Regions from separate parts of the Homo sapiens genome. Here region 1 is linked to region 2. Evidence: read pairs that join two places in POLR2A ChIA-PET (ENCODE). Cell type or tissue: K562. All regions are shown on one strand. Each heading gives the region's core, and the rest is flanking DNA. Links, peaks and the distances in the headings are about the cores only. Region 1 has its middle 8.6 kb from the start of MT1HL1. Region 2 holds the start of LOC105373218 (a long non-coding RNA gene).

Region 1 (4,397 bases), core at 238-4,237, 99 kb after region 2:
CCTCCCCTCTGGAATAAGAGCATATAACATCTGGGCCTCCCTAGGATAGGGGGTCATCTCTCATTGAGATGGGGGTTCTCCCTCCCGTGCATGTGAATCAATTTTCATGGCTTTTCTCCAATTAATCTGCCGTTTGTCAGTTAAGTTTTCAGTGAAACTTCAGAGGGCAAAGGGGAAGTTTTCCCTTGGCCCCTGCAAGGGAAAGAAATGAGCCTTCTCTTCTCCCATACTCCTTACTTACTCAGAACTGTGCTCTAGCAAATGCTCAGCACTATTTTTGTTAAAAGACTTGTCCAGAGCTGGGGCCTAGGACCTAAGTCTCCAATTCTCATTCTCCATCATTCTAGAAGTTAGAATACTTATGTCCTAATTCTCTAATAGCTTCTATGTTTAGCCAGACAACACGACAGTTCTATTAGTCAAGGCAAGTCAGAATTACACCTTCTCACTGGGAACTAAATAAAACTAGTGTGGGATTAGTTGTTCTTGTAACCAATTTGACCACATTTGTGAAAAATGATTGTATTAAAAAATCGCATATTGGTGAAGATTTAGGTTTGTTTGCCTTTAAAAGATTGACAAACAGAAACGTTTTTCTCTGGTTCTGACTATGATTAAAACCATTTAAATGTTAGTATTGTCTGCTTTCTAGATATGATCTTCTGAAAGTTGAGGTAATCTGGGGTGGATTTATTTTATAGTCAGGTTTTCATTTTAGTGTATCTGGAATATTTCTGAATGCTGGTAGAGTCACACAGTTCTATATTTAGCTCTTTGGCATATAAATAGAATATGATCTTAAAAATAATTGTTATTGAGTGACTAACCTAACAGAGGGGTGAGACAACTTCTCATTCAGCCAAGTTGATTTTGCTAAGTTATAGAGACGATGGCCAAGGAGAAAAGGACGAACTCTTCCTTCCCACATTGTTGTGGGTCACCCTACTTTTCTTTTGGCCAACTTCCCACAACCAGGCCCTGGATCATTCTCCTGAAGCCCCAACCGAGCTCCTGTTTCCCACTTAACCCACACCTTGAGGTAGAGGAGGAATGCTTGTTCCTCCTCTACGAAGACTCAGAGCGAAGACTGAGAGGAGGGCTCCAGAGTCACCCCCAGGTCCCGGGGGAAACCAGCAGGTTTCCACTCACCACTTTTTCTCCCCAAATCAGAAAATCTTAGTAGTAGGAACTAAGTGGTTGAGCCAGATACCTCATCGAATAGGTCTCAGAGGATGGCTGAGCGTTTAGGTAGTTCCTGTCCTTGATGGCCATTGTACTTCCTCTGGTTCGGAGACTCTGGTGTCCCTCGGATGCTGCACTTTGCCGGGGGGACTGGGCCTCAGAAGTGAGCTTCCATAGCCTCTCGGTGCTCTCAATCACTATGGCCTCATGTCCCTGTCCCAAGCTATGCCCAGGGTGAGACTGAATCCATGAACGACAGCAACAGTGACGTTTACCATTTACTGAGTTTCTGTGAGAGGCCGGATATGACATTAGTGCTCATCACACATGTTCTCATTTAATTCTCACTGCAAACCCACAAGGTAGGAATCTCCCTTTCCGTTTTACAAATGAGAGGGATGAAAGGGTCAATAAATATAAGTAACCTGCAAGGATAGGGATATTTAGCTGGCGAGTGAAAGTTAGAGTTCGATCCAGGACCATGTGAAGCCAAGCTCATACTCTTCACTAATATTAGGACATGTTGACTTTCAACAAGATTTTGCATAATTTTCCCTTCCCAAACTACCTCCCTCTTTTTTCTCTCTCTCTCTCTCTCTTTTTTTTTAAGACTCAGAAGGTGAAATACCTAGGTTGCATAAGCACAATTTTATTTTATTTGTCTCATTTGCATTATGTCATTGGCTGGAGCAAAGTCTGTTTAACGCTTTTTTAAAAAAGTGTTTCCAAAGCCCCTGGATCAGTGCTGTGTACGTAGTTGGTCCATAATAGACAGGGACTGACTAATTAGGGGTAGGACCATGTTTCATAAGCATAGGGAGAGGAGAGAGCATATGACCTAGCTCAGACTTTGTCCCGGAATCCGGTGCACTGGCAAAACCAAGTCCTTGACAGCACTTTAGTCGCTATGGACTTGGCAGCGCATGTGCCTGTCGTCTACAAATAGTAGTTCAATCAACAACTGCCCTTTCTATGCTGACGGGATATCTAGCCCTATGTAAACATTTCTTTTTTAGCACTAGATCTTAATTCCTGCAGCCCTTGGTTTATCACCAGTTTCTTGAGAAAATAATCTGTCCATGTTCTCCAGTCATGGGACGATGACTCAGGCTGGGGATTCAGGCCGTTTTCTGTGCAGTAGCTGGTCTTGCGGCCCCGTCCTGTTTGGACCCGAGCCAGCACACCGCAGCGAGGTGCTCCTTCCACCTCCCAGTGACCCGTGCCAGCCCTTCTGCTCCTTCCCCCCTGCTGCTCTTGCCTTTGTGGTTGCCAGAGTAACCATAAAAATATTACTCCACATGCTGTAGGAACAAAATGTCAGTGCACTTTACTATTGTTTTAATTTAAAAACTAACGTGTGAAAATAACTCCAGCCTGGGAGAAATGCTCTCTCTGCCAGATGATTCCTTTTGGAAGGAGAGGTACAAAATCATTGTGAAGAACTCAGGGGTAGGAATGATACCTAGGTTTAGGATAAGAGCCTAAACTCCTATGTCCTATGGTAAATGTCCCCTAAATGTTTGTCTGGTGAATGAATGAATGAATGAATGTGACACAAACTTTGCTGAAAAATTTAGGAATATATAAATGGTATATATAAATTTTAAAGTAAAACTCTTAATTCCTATTATAAATTATAATAGAAATGCTATTATAAACTTTAGGATGGTGAGTGAAGCAGGTTGAATAGTGTGCCCCCCAATTTCATGTTCTTCCAGAACCTCAGAATGTGACCTTATTTGGATATCAGAGTCTTTGCAGACGTAATAAGTTAAGGATCTCACAGTGAAATCATTCTGGACTTCGGATGGGCCCTAATCCAATGAATGATGTCCTTATAAGAAGAGGAGACTGCCAGGCATGGAGGCTTATGGCTGTACCAGCGCTTTGAGAGGCCGAGGTGGGAGGATTGCTCGAGGCCATGAGTTCAAGAACATCCTGGGCAACACCCCCAGGACACCCCCACCTCCATATCTACAAAAAACTTTTAAAAATTAGCAGGACATGGTGGCACACAGCTGTAATCCCAGCTATTTGGGAGGCTAAGGCAGGAGGATTGTTTGAACTCAGGAGTTCAAGGCTGCAGTGAGCTATGATTGCACCACTGCACTCCAGCCTGGGTGACAGAGTAAGACCCTGTCTCAACCATAACAAAAATAAGTTTCCTAAAATATAGTGAGTTTATTTGTTCAAATCTTTTGCCTTAAAAAAAAAGTTGTCTTATTATTATTATCCTAGAAGAATTCCTTATATTCTCAATACAAATCTTTTATCAGGTATGGGTGTTGTAAATATCTTTTCCTAATCTTTGGCTTGCCTTTTTAATTTCTTAACAAGAAAAGTTTTAAATTTCGATCAAGTCCAATTTATCAACTTTTTTTCTTTTACAGTTTGTACTTTTTGTCCTCTCTGAGATATCTTAGATACAAACCAAGGTCACAAACATTTCTTCTGAAGTTTTCTTCTAGAAGTTTTATTGCTTTAGCTTTTACATTTAGGTTTATGATCATTTTGAGTGAATTTTTGCAGATGAATATGAAATGAGGTATGACAAAGTTATTTTTCACATATGTGTCCATTTGTTACAGCACTGATTGTTGAAGAGATGATTCTCTCCCTCATTGAATTACCTGTCACCTTCATCAGAAGTCAATTGAGCTGGGTGCAGTCGTGCACATCTGTAGTCCCAGCTCCTTGGAAGTTGCAGTGGGAGGACTGCTTGAGTCCAAGAGTTCGAGGTCAGCCTGGGCAACATTGTGAGACTTCGTCTCTTAAATTTTTTTTTTTTTTGAGATGGAGTTTTGTTCTTGTTGCCCAGGCTGGAGTGCAATTGTGTGGTCTCGGCTCACTGCAACCTGTGCCTCCCGGGTTCAAGTGATTCTTCTGCTTAGCCTCCCAAGTAGCTGGGATTACAGGTGCCTGCCACCACGCCCAGCTATTTTTTTTTTTTTTTTTTTTTGTATTTTTAGTAGAAATGGGGTTTTACTATGTTGGCCAGGCTGGTCTCGAACTCCTGACCTCAGGTGATCCAACCACCTTGGCCTCCCAAAGTGCTGGGATTACAGGCATGAGGCATCATGCTCAGCCAATTACAAATCAATTGATCACATATATGTGGGTCTATGTCTGTAGTTTCTATTCTGTTCTACTGGTTTATCTTTGCTACATTAATAGCACACCATCTTGATTACTGTAGTGGTAAAGTGAGTTTGGAA
Region 2 (4,397 bases), core at 239-4,238:
TTAATAGATACTTTGAAATATACAATCCCTTGTTGCTAACTATAGCCACCCTACCCTGCAGCTGAACACTGTGGCTTATTTGTTCTGTCTCACTGTATATTTGTACCCACTAACCAACCTCTCTTTATTCAAACCCCTCCAACCCACACCCCCTTCCCAGCCTCTAGTGTCTATCATTCTGTTCCCGATCTCCATGACATCAGTTGTTTCAGCTCCCCATGAGTGAGAACAATAGATATGTATATTTTTAATTCATTTTTTTCCATTCAGTTTTATATCAGTCTTCAAATTTTTTAAAATGCCTATAGAACAATCTATTTTAAACACGTACTGTAATTTATGTAACCATTTTTTTTGTAGAACATTAGGGCATTTTCAACTTTTTAGCATTGTAGGTTACAATAGTGTGAGTATAATTGAACACTAACCCTTTATTCATATGTCTGAGAATTTCCTAAGAATGAATTACTCAAAGCAGCATTACATTTAAAACCGTTGGTATGCTTAAGCAGATTGCTTTCCCAAAGGGTGTTTCAGTTAGCAGACAGTGAGCATGCTGGGTAGCACATCTTTTCAACACACTTGCTCAGGTGCAGAGTATCTCCAGAATACAGATGAGGACACCTGTGAACTTGAAGCACCACAGTAGCAGAATCCACTTGCTTATTTGAGTATTTGGGGGCAAATAGTCTCATTTTTTGGTGTTTTTTTTTTTTTTTTTTTTTTTTTTGAGACAGAGTCTCACTGTGTCGCCCAGGCTGGAGTGCAGTGGAATGATCTTGGCTTACTGCAACCTTCACCTCCAGGGTTCAAGTCATTCTTCCACCTCAGCCTCCTGAGTAGCTAGGACTACAGGTGTGCATGCCCATGCCTGGCTAATTTTTTTTTTTTTTTTTTGAGACTGAGTCTCACTCTGTCGCCCAGGCTGGAGTGCAGTGGCGCGATCTTGGCTCACTGAAAGCTCTGCCTCCCGAGTTCACACCATTCTCCCCCCTTAACCCTCTGAGTAGCTGGGACTACAGGCGTGCACCACCACACCCAGCTAATTTTTTGTATTTTTAGTAGAGACGGGGTTTCACCGTGTTAGCCAGGGTGGTCTCGATCTCCTGACCTCTTGATCCGCCCGCCTTGGCCTCCCAAAGTGAGTTTTTGTATTTTTAATGGAGATGAGGTTTCACCATGTTGGTCAGGCTGGTCTTGCACTCCTGACCTCAGGTGATCTGCCTGCCTCTGCCTCCCAAAATGCTGGCATTACAGGCATGACCCACGATGCTTGGCCTCAATTGTCTTCAAAATCAACAATCCTATATTGAAAAGTGAGGCCAGGCACAGTGGCTCATGCCTGTAAACCCAGAACTTTGGGAGGCCAAGGTGGGTAGATCGCTTGAGGTCAGGAGTTCAAGACCAACCTGGCCAACATGGTGAAACCCCATTTCTACTAAAAATACAAAATTAGCTGGATGTGGTGGTATGCACCTGTAATCCCTGTTACTCTGGAGGCCGAGGCAGGAGAATCACCTGAATCCAGGAGTAGGAGGTTGCCATGAGCTGAGACTGGGCCACTGCACTCCAGCCTGGACAACAAGGTGAGACCCCGTCTCAAGGCAAACAAACAAATAAATAAATAAATAAAGACAATTGAACCTGATTTTTCCCTTAGATTCTCCAGAGAAAGAACTTCTATATGGAAAGAGGCAGATTGCTGGAAGGAGTAAATAATTCACAGACAACTCATAAGCCCTGAGCTCTGGTCTGTCTCTGCCAATTAAATGCTGTGGAACTTTTGGGTAAGTCATTTAAAATATCTGGGTTTCAGATGATTCAGTTACATATGAGTGGGTCCAACCCTCGAATCTTCTCACTTGTCTTAGTGATGATGAGCTAATGATGTCTGGTGGAGCCTCATCTGTTGAGATTTTGGAGGTGTGGGTTAAAGTTGTGTCCCTCAAAGCATTTCTTCCTCTCAGGCATACCAGAGGTGAGATTCACAGACCACAAAGATAGTATGAATTTAAACTGCAAATGCAGGAGAAAATGATTCATAGTTAGAATTCTCAGAGTAATATTGGTTTTAAAGACAATGTAACCTAGAGGACAAGATGAGACCAGAAAGCTCTCTTGTCACACCTCTTTGCCAGTGGGTGGATGTTATTCCTAATCTACCCTTTTACTGAAGTATAAGCCTTTGAGGGTGCTGATACTAGATAACTTACACTCTAGCTTCCTACTATAGATTCAAGGCTTTATCTCCTGTCCTCACATGGCTGTTAAAATAGTAGCCCCTCAGTTATCAAGTCCAGCAACATTTATCAGGGCAGTCTGAGCTGCATTTCTGTTTCATTTCTGGCTTTGCCCCGAGGGATTTCTCTTACTTTCTTGCATGTTCAGTTATATATTTAAAAGCATGTTTATTATATTTTGTCCATCATTTCCAGGTGTTTTTTGATAGGAGGGTTCTCAGTTAATTTACTATATTGCCATAAATGGAAGTCAGCCCTCTAAATTCTATGATTCTGTGACTATTAACCTCTTTTCTCCCATTGAGCTAATTTGGATATTTATCTTATTTCATCTTGATTCATTGGGTGTTCTGACTCCATGGTGTGTTGGAAATATCCTCAGTTCTCTTGGAGGAATATTAATAAGAAATTGCATAAGTGAACCAAAAAAACCTAAAAGCTAATGGCTGTAACTTTGATATTTACATGTTGGGGCTGACCCTAGCATGGAGATATTCAATTGTCCTCCCTCTAATATTTCAGCCTATGCCATGATACAGACCATTAAGGTCACTTGTGTTGCTTTACTCGGCAAGTATAACTTGTGATATACTTGTAATATTGTGAAAGATTAAACTTAAATGGCAATATTAAATGTCAGCAAAAGTTAAATCAGTGGTGTACTAAAGAGACTCCAGTTCTATCTAATGCCTAACATAGGGAAGGTCTGACTGCCCTTTGGACTGGATATGATCTTGGGTTTCTTAGACATTGGAGGCTGAGGTACCTTATCTACTGCCTCACAGTTCTGGAGGCTCTACAGCTGCTATTAACATGTCAGTAGGGTTGGTTTCTTCTGAGACCTCTCTCCTGGGCTTGCAGGTGGCCATCTTCTCCCTGTGTCCCAACGTGGTCTTCCCTCTTTGTGTGTCTGTGCCCTAATCTTTTTTTCTTATAAGGATACCATTCAGATTGGATTAGGATCCACTCGTATAACCTCATTTTACCTTAGTTATCTAAAGACCCTATTTCCAAATACAGTCATGTTTTGAGGTACTGGGTGGTAGGACTTCAATATTTGAATTTGAGGGGACAAAATTCACCCTTCAGGAATGTAAAAGGTGGTCTGCTAATAGGCCTATGGATTATCAAGTCATTTTTTTTTTAAAGATAAGTGATTGTATTTCTTTCTAGAGCTATTACAGTGGTTCATACTGGCTTAACTTTATTATTCTCTTCCATCAATTTTCTAATTTAATAAAAGTTAAAACCTTCTATTATGAAAAATTTCAAACTCTCACAAAAATAGAGTAAATAGTATAATGAATTCAGTGTCCTCACTGCCTAGTATTATGGGTTGAATTGTGTTTCCCAAAAATTCATATGATGAAGTCCTAACCCCCAGCACCTCAGAATGTGACTGTATTTGGAGATAGGGTCTTCAGATAATTAAGGTAAAATGAGGTCCATGAGTGGACCTAATCCAACCTGACTGGTATTCTTACAAGAAGAGGAGATTAGGACACAGACACACACAGAGAGAAGATCATGTGGGGACATAAGAAGATGGCCATCTACAAGCCGAGGAGAGGGGCCTCAGAAGAAACCAATGCTGCTAACATCTTGCTATCAGTTACCTAGCCCCCAGAACTGTGAGACAGTACATTCTGTTTTTTAAACCACAGAAGACACGTATTGCATGACTATTTTTTTTAAGTCCAGAATAGGCAAATCTGTAGAGATAGAACATAGATAAGTGATTGCATAGGGCTTATAAGTTGGAGGTAATTGGAAAGTGACTGCCAGTGGGTATCAGGTTTCATTTTGGGGTAATGAAAATGTTTGAAAATTGACTGTTGTGATGGTTGCCCAACTCTATAAATATACTACAAAACATTGCACTATACAAATTAAATGTGTGCATTGTATGATGTGAATTAAATTCCAGTAAGCCTGTTTTTAAAGACTCAAAGAAAATTAAAGAATGACTGAAAACTTTCCAAGTTTGATGAAAATTATAATGCTACAAATCCAAGAATCTCAAAAAACCTTAAGCACAAGAAAGGTTAAGAACATGACCCCACGCCGGGTGCGGTGGCTCATGCCTGTAATCCCAGCACTTTGGGAGGCTGAGGCGGGTGAGCCACTTGAGGTCAGAAGTTCGAGACCAGCCTGACC

Evidence for each region. Peaks named below come from ENCODE experiments on the same cell type or tissue, not always from the same donor. Only the 100,000 strongest peaks of a DNase experiment are listed, where the experiment ranks them.
Region 1: POLR2A ChIA-PET joins it to region 2 with 5 read pairs; 1 of 35 experiments calls an interaction of 5 or more read pairs at or near these places.

Annotation. Positions count from the first base shown.
Region 1 is chr1:237,010,825-237,015,221 of GRCh38, forward strand. No RefSeq gene overlaps it. Among named protein-coding and RNA genes, the nearest start is that of MT1HL1, 8.6 kb to the left of the region's middle. RefSeq lists an enhancer at 394-2,721. In K562, for the core only: no CTCF peak of the experiment used is centred there; a DNase peak (open chromatin) is centred at 2,317.
Region 2 is chr1:236,911,638-236,916,034 of GRCh38, forward strand. LOC105373218 (a long non-coding RNA gene) reads left to right here and starts at 1,046. Exons shown (of 3, transcript XR_001738550.2): 1 at 1,046-4,397. In K562, for the core only: no CTCF peak of the experiment used is centred there; DNase peaks (open chromatin) are centred at 2,254 and 2,994.